Regions from separate parts of the Homo sapiens genome. Here region 1 is linked to region 2. A link is a contact called in ENCODE Hi-C or POLR2A ChIA-PET data. All regions are on one chromosome and are shown on one strand. The core of a region is the stretch at or near the end of the contact, and the rest is flanking DNA. Distances in the headings are between cores, read along the strand shown. Region 1 overlaps TEAD4 (TEA domain transcription factor 4). Region 2 overlaps TEAD4 (TEA domain transcription factor 4).

Region 1 (3,357 bases), core at 82-2,581, 60 kb before region 2:
TGGTCTCAAACTCTTGACCTCAAGTGATCCTCTCACCTTGGCCTCCCAAAGTGTTGGGATTGCAGGTGTGAACCACTGCACCTGGCCTGTCTCCTATTTTCTCGAAGTCACCTGCTCCTCCTAGGAGACTGACTTTGTCAGACTGTTCCTAAAAAGGGCCTGGGGGACAGTTTGTGTGCTCAGGACATATTCTGTAGCTGGAAGCACAGGGCAAAAATGTGAACAATGCCTGAAATGCCGCTGGCAGGAAGCCCAGCTGCCTGGGAAGGATGCACTGGACATGGTGGGGAACACCAAGAGGTGAGGCCAGGCATCAATGGTGGTGACCCTCAGATTTTAACCGCGCATGGTCCCTCTGATCAATGCCACATTCATGTGCCATCTACGACACATCCTGATTCTTTGAAATCAACTCACTTTTATTCCTTAATTCCATTCTAAGCAATAAATCCATGAAATCAAGGATTCTATTCTTTCTAATATATATGAAAATAACTATATAACTATTTTTTTAATTTTATTTTTTGAGACGGAATCTCGCTCTGTCGCCTGGGCTGGAGTGTGGTGGTGCAATCTCAGCTCACTGCAACCTTCGCCTGCCGGGTTCAAGTGATTCTTCTGCCTCAGCCTCCTGAGTAGCTGAGATTACAGGTGCCCACCACCACGCTCGGCTAGTTTTTGTATTTTTTTTTTTTAGTAGAGGTGGGGTTTCACCATATCGGCCAGGCTGGTCACGAACTCCTGGCCTCAAGTGATCCACCTGCCTCGGCCTCCCAAAGTGTTGGGATTATAGGCGTGAGCCACCGCGTCTGGCCTATAACTATTTTCCATATTTTCAAATAAAGTTATTTTAAAACACAGGGATAGGGCTTCGCCATGTTGCCCAGGCTGGTCTCGAACTCCTGGGCTCAAGTGATCCTCCTGCCTCAGCTTCCCAAAGTGGGGGGATTACAAGAATGAGCCACTGAGCCTGGGCAACTACTTAACTATTTAAAAAAATGCATATTCACGTGCCATCTTAGAAGAATCCAGTGTGCCAAGCTGGGAAGGACTGGCATCCACACCTCCCAGCTCTTCCAGACACACAGAGGCAGCGGCTGCCCCCAGCCCCCAGGAGCAATTGGCAGATCCCCCTCTATTACCCTGCTTGTCATAATCTGTCCAGATGTCCTTGCCCCCTTCCAGATACGATGCTCCCTGGAGGCAAGAACTAAGCTCTCCCAGGGCCTTAGTAGGGTGGGCCTTCAATCAAGGTTGCAGGCGGCTGTTCACCCTCTCACCTCCGGGTGGCACCAGTGGGAAGAGCAAGGTCCCTCAGGCGCAAGCAGGAACCTACCCTGTCCTGCTCACCCTGAGAGTTCTGCGCCCCAGCTCCACCCCCATCTCAGATACACTCTTCTGTCATCAGCTCCCACTCCCTGGCTCTTCCCATCGCTCAGGTGCCCATTTGTCCAGCCCAGGCCAGCAGTGCTAGAGGCAGGGGGGCCCAGAGAGGTTGAGACATTGTTTCTGCTCTCAGGGAATTTATAATCGGGAGAACAAATAGAATGCAAGTGCTAGGGTTGAGCAATGGGTCAGGGGGAGAAAGAGAGATCCCACAATCAGCCCCAGAACTCATGTTCACACTGCATAAACCCGGAACACACCAGCCGGCGACACGGACGAACCGCCCCAGAGCACCTCGACTCGTCCTCAGTGCCTGGATCCTTCTAATTACAGCCTCACCCCTTCTCCTGCAGCTATACTCCTTCCTGACATTTCCTGTCCACCCTCATATCCCCCCACACTGAGCAACCACCCAAAACAAGCTACGCTTCTTGGCCTAAGAAAAAATGAGAGCTGCCCCGGTCCCCTGCCCTGTGAGTGCCCCCTTGCAACCCTCCCTCCGCCCTATTCATAGCTGTGCGTGCGGGTGGGCAGCTGTGCCTGGAACAGGTGTGGGGGATCGGGTGACTGACAGATGAGCAGAGACAGCCGCAGCCCGGGTGTGGGGGCCTGGAGGGGCTCAGATTCATTGTCATGTGCTGGTATGTGCCTGGGAGAAATGTCAGGGACTGAAAGGGAAGAGCAGGCTGAGATGGGAGGAAGGCCTGGGGTACTCTGCTGCCTCCACGGTGCAGCCCGGCTCTGCCTGGCATTTCCAATGTGCAGAGCGGCGTTAATGGCCACCAAAGGCCCCCTCTCACCGGCCCCAGAGACAGGTGGCCTCTGCTGGACTTGCGGGGCTCTGGGGGAGGAAGGGAGCTTCATCGCATCAGTCCCTCGCTCCAGGCCCCGTGGCGCTCAGCAGATAGGGCTGAGGCTGTGCACAGCCCTAGCAGCCTCAGCCCTTCAGGCTGGCAGATGCCACTTCTAGCTGGAAATGTGTCCCAGCAGTCCGAGAGTCTATGAATGACCACCACAGCGCCCTCAGTAAGAGCAGTAACTCAGGGGACAGGCAGGGAGGCTGGACTGGAGACGGACAAGTCCTCCTCCCACTCCAAGGGGGTTCTGATTGCCTCTCCAGCACACACATTCAGGGCCTGGGAGCCAGGACTGAGAAAACAGCCAGGCAGGAAAAGAAAGGCTCCGGGAGAGGCGACACCGTTTCCTTGCCTGAGCAGTTTTCCTTCCTAACTGTGTGTGGCCAAGTTCACACCAGCTGATGGAGGGGGAAGGCGGGACCAGGCCAGGGAGCAGAAGACAGGAGCTTCCCGATGCGGGGGGAGCCGGGGCAGCCTGTGAGGACCCACGATTGACGCAAAGTCTCATTGTCAGCAAACACGAATATGTACCTTTCCCCGTCACATATGTGTCTTCCTCTGGTGCCTCTGCCCGCCCCACACATGCGGAGGAGGGAGCAGATGACCGCCAAGGTGCCCTGGCCTCCGGCGCTCCCTCATCTCTGATTTCACCTGCCCAGGCCGCTGGCACTCAGAGGGCTCAGGCAAGGGGTGGGGCAAGGGCAGGCCACAGCCCCCCACTCAGTACCAGCCGGCCACATACACGGGGTCTTCAGCGACACAGCCCCTGGCAGGTCCCCAAGATCAAACTGCTGACTATTCACACAAAGAAGCAGAGGCACAGAGAAGCCAATATTTGCCCAGGACACAGTTCTCAAGTGGTAGAACTGAGACTCTGCCCCAGCTGGGGCCAACTGCTGCCCACCGTGCCCTGCCATGACACATCAGAAGGGCCTTGCTGGGGGGCACACCACAGCCCCCTGTCCAGCGGCTCCTGTCCCAGGACCCCGAGACTCGCGCTGGATCCTCCCATCCAGAGTGCGAGCTCCTGGAAGCCGAGGGCCGCGCTGGGTCCGTACAGCACACGGCTGGAGCACACGGTCCACAAGGGAACCTGCTGAATCCCATGTCTTTG
Region 2 (3,148 bases), core at 562-3,061:
GCCCAGAGGCCCCTGGAAACAGGTACCCAGAGGAAGGCAAATTAGCCTCCAAGCGCAGCTTTGCCACAGGTTCGTGGTGCCTCTTGAGCCAGTCACTTCCCCTCTCTGGGCCTCAGTGCCTCCATTTGCAAAAACAAAAGGTTGGGAGGGGGCAGGGTGTAATACTATTCAGAAAAAAAAAAAAAGAAATGAGATGGCCAGGTGTGGAGGTTCACGCCTGTAATCCCAGCACTTTGGGAGGCCGAGGTGGGCAGATCATCTGAGGTCAGGAATTCAAGACCAGCCCGGCGTCTTGGTGGAACACAAAATGGTGTGTCTACTAAAAATATAAAAATTAGCCGGGCATGGTGGCACGTGCCTGTAGTCCCAGCTACTCGGGAGGCTGAGGCAGGAGAATCACTTGAACCCAGGAGGCAGAAGTTGCAGTGAGCCAAGATCATGCCACTGCACTCCAGCCTGGGTGACAGAGCAAGACTTTGTCTCAAAAAAAAAAAAAAATGAGCTATGAAAAGACATGGAGGAAACTCAAATGCGTATTACTTAGTGAGAGACGCCAATCTGAAAAGGCCACATAGTGTATGATTCCAACCATATGACATTCTAGAAAAGGCAAAACTACAGGGACAGTCAAAAGATCAATGGTTGCCAGAAGTGGGAAGGAGGGATGAATAAACGGAACCTGGAGGATTTGGGGAACGGTGATGCTATTCTGCATGATACTGTAATGGTGGGTACACATTATTACCCATGTGCCAAAACCCAGAGTGGACAACACCAAGAAGGGACCCTAATGTGAACTATGGACTCTAATAATGTGCTGGCTGGGCACGGTGGCTCATGCCTGTAATCCCAGCACTTTGGGAGGCCGAGGTGGGCAGATCACCTGAGGTCAGGAGTTCAAGACCAGCCTGACCAACATGGGGAAACCCTGTCTCTACTAAAAATACAAAATTAGCTGGGTGTGGTGGCGCATGCCTGTAATCCCAGCTACTTGAGAGGCTGAGGCAGGAAAATTGCTTGAATCTGGGAGGCAGAGGTTGCCATGAGCCGAGATCACACCATTGCACCCCAGCCTGGGCAACAAGAGCAAGACTCCATCTCTAGTAATAATAATAATAATAATAATAATAATAATAATAATAATAATAATGTGCCGATATTGACTCATTAATTGCAACAAATGTACATCAATTGCAACAAATGCAAGATGTTAAGACTAGGAGAAACTGACTGGGGGCGGGGCAAGAATGTATCTACGGGAAGTCTACTTTCTGCTCAAGTTTTCTATAAACCCCAAACTACTCAAAATTATAGTCTTTTTTTGTTTGTTTGTTTTAAGGGTTGAGAGACTTTTTCTCCTCGGGGCCTTTCTTCAGGGTTCTAGAATAAAGCAAAAGTTGCCATGACAGGGATACTAAAAAATAAATAAATACAAAATTTTAAAAGTGAAATAAAGCAAAAAGCAAAAATTATGAAAATACAGTACTTGAGAGGCAAAAGTACTCAACCAAACCAATTGGCTTCACTTTAAGGAGGCGTGTCCTAGGAAAATGCAGATCTGAAAATATTAATAGATTTAGCCCGGGAGTGACTAACAGAAGCACTTGCCCTGGAATTCCGTCAAAGCCAGCACACTTGTTTCCTCAGCCTCGGGGGTGGGTTTGCCCTCAATCAGCTGCTCTCAAAGTCAGGCAGGAGGATCCCACCCTGTCAGAACCCGAGGGTCAGCCCAAACCAGGTGTCCAAGCAGCACGGGCATCTGGGGTGGGGCCTCGGTGCACGCCCTGCCCTGGGAGAAGGAGGAGCCAGGCAGAAGAGGGAGTCTCCACACCGGGGAATGCCTTCCAGGACCCAGAGCCTCAGGGAGCCACAGGACATCCTGGAGGCAGTGGGGCACTAGGAGCTCCGGGAAAGTAGGACTCCAGCTCTGCCCTACTCTCCAGCCCTACGCCCTAAGCACCTCTGGAAAAGCATCTGCACCCCCAGGGGGAAGAATGAAGACTCGAGCCTCTGGACTGGGCCATGGCTCTGAGGACATAGGAGCAGGCGGGGTTAGAATGAGCTTGGACAAGAGGTGGGAGGCGGCATCCATCCTGGCCTTGGTCATTTTTCATGTAAGTCTTCTGTCCCAGAGCCACCCTGCCTGGTCAGGGATAGGAAGGAAGATTATGATGTTTCAGACATTCTGTTAACAGCTCAAAGCTGGCCGGGCACGGTGGCTTACGCCTGTAATCCCAGCACTTTGGGAGGCCGAGGCAGGTGGATCACCTGAGGTCAACAGTTCGAGACCAACCTGGCCAACATGGCGAGACTCCCATCTCTACTAAAAATACAAAAATTAGCCAGGCGTGGTGGCTCAAGCCTGTAATTCCAGCTACTCGGGAGGCTAAGGCACCTTGAAAACCTGGGAGACAGAGGCTGCAGTGAGCCAAGATCGTGACACTACACTCCGGTCTGGGCGACAGAGTGAGACTCCGTCTCAGAAAAAAGAAAAAAGAAAAAACAATAGCTGGAAGCCTTCACTCAGACCCTAGGCTGAGGTTACCATCCCAGAGGACCCACCCTGACCCAGAAAACTCACCCCCACTGATTCTGTCTTGCACCAGCCACACACCCAGCACCTTACTCCTGCAGGCCTGCCAGTTACCGCGCCTCCCATTCCAGAAGGCACGATCATCCGGTTTGGAAACAAGGCCATGGAAGTGGTTGAAATGCAGGCTGGACATGAACATTTGTTTTTCTGGATGGGGCCAGCCCGGCCTGACCCAGCAGGCCATTAGCTGCAGACCAGGTGCAGCCCGCCAGGCAGGAAGGATGCCCGGCAAACCAAAATTCCCACCTGTGCCTCTCATTCTGAACCATGCTCTACGCCAGGAACAGAGCTTCTTGGAAGGCCCCGTGACTCCTCTTTTTCATGTCATTCTCTAGGTGTACCCCACTCCTCATTCCTGGTCCCATCTTGCACTGTGAGAAAGGCCACAGCTCAGGACACCAAACTCTCACCTCACTTTCAGAGTTCCTCACTCCCATCATCTTGTGAAGATTTTCTCCATAAACTAATTTCCTCCAAACATCTGTAAATCACATATCTGACTGTCCTGACAAAGAACCTGTATCCAGAATATGAAAGAACTCTCAGAACAACAGC

The links. Hi-C counts contacts between places; a loop is a spot of excess contacts on that map. ChIA-PET counts read pairs that join two places held with the same protein, here RNA polymerase II (POLR2A). Pooled maps may share reads with other maps.
Region 1: a map of psoas muscle shows a loop between it and region 2 (2.9-fold over the local background). The contact joins two enhancer-like sites. A Hi-C loop is called at or near these places in 28 of 168 maps with a recorded cell type or tissue (Caco-2, HepG2, aorta and 12 more), 1 of 37 single-sample maps with no recorded cell type and 20 of 50 pooled maps. POLR2A ChIA-PET finds 5 or more read pairs at or near these places in 5 of 52 experiments (AG04449, H1, OCI-LY7 and 2 more).

What each region holds. Positions count from the first base shown.
Region 1 is chr12:3,032,270-3,035,626 of GRCh38, reverse strand. All of the region lies in intron 10 of TEAD4 (TEA domain transcription factor 4), which reads right to left. Among named protein-coding and RNA genes, the nearest start is that of TSPAN9, 43 kb to the left of the region's middle. RefSeq lists an enhancer at 2,901-3,357. Within about 2 kb of position 1,331, at least 4 of the 41 ENCODE cell types and tissues checked have a DNase peak (open chromatin) inside an H3K27ac peak, as active enhancers do; they include gastrocnemius medialis and psoas muscle, where a contact is called at or near this core.
Region 2 is chr12:2,973,359-2,976,506 of GRCh38, reverse strand. The region is part of intron 2 of TEAD4 (TEA domain transcription factor 4); the gene reads right to left. Among named protein-coding and RNA genes, the nearest start is that of TEAD4, 16 kb to the right of the region's middle. Within about 2 kb of position 1,811, at least 3 of the 41 ENCODE cell types and tissues checked have a DNase peak (open chromatin) inside an H3K27ac peak, as active enhancers do; they include gastrocnemius medialis and psoas muscle, where a contact is called at or near this core.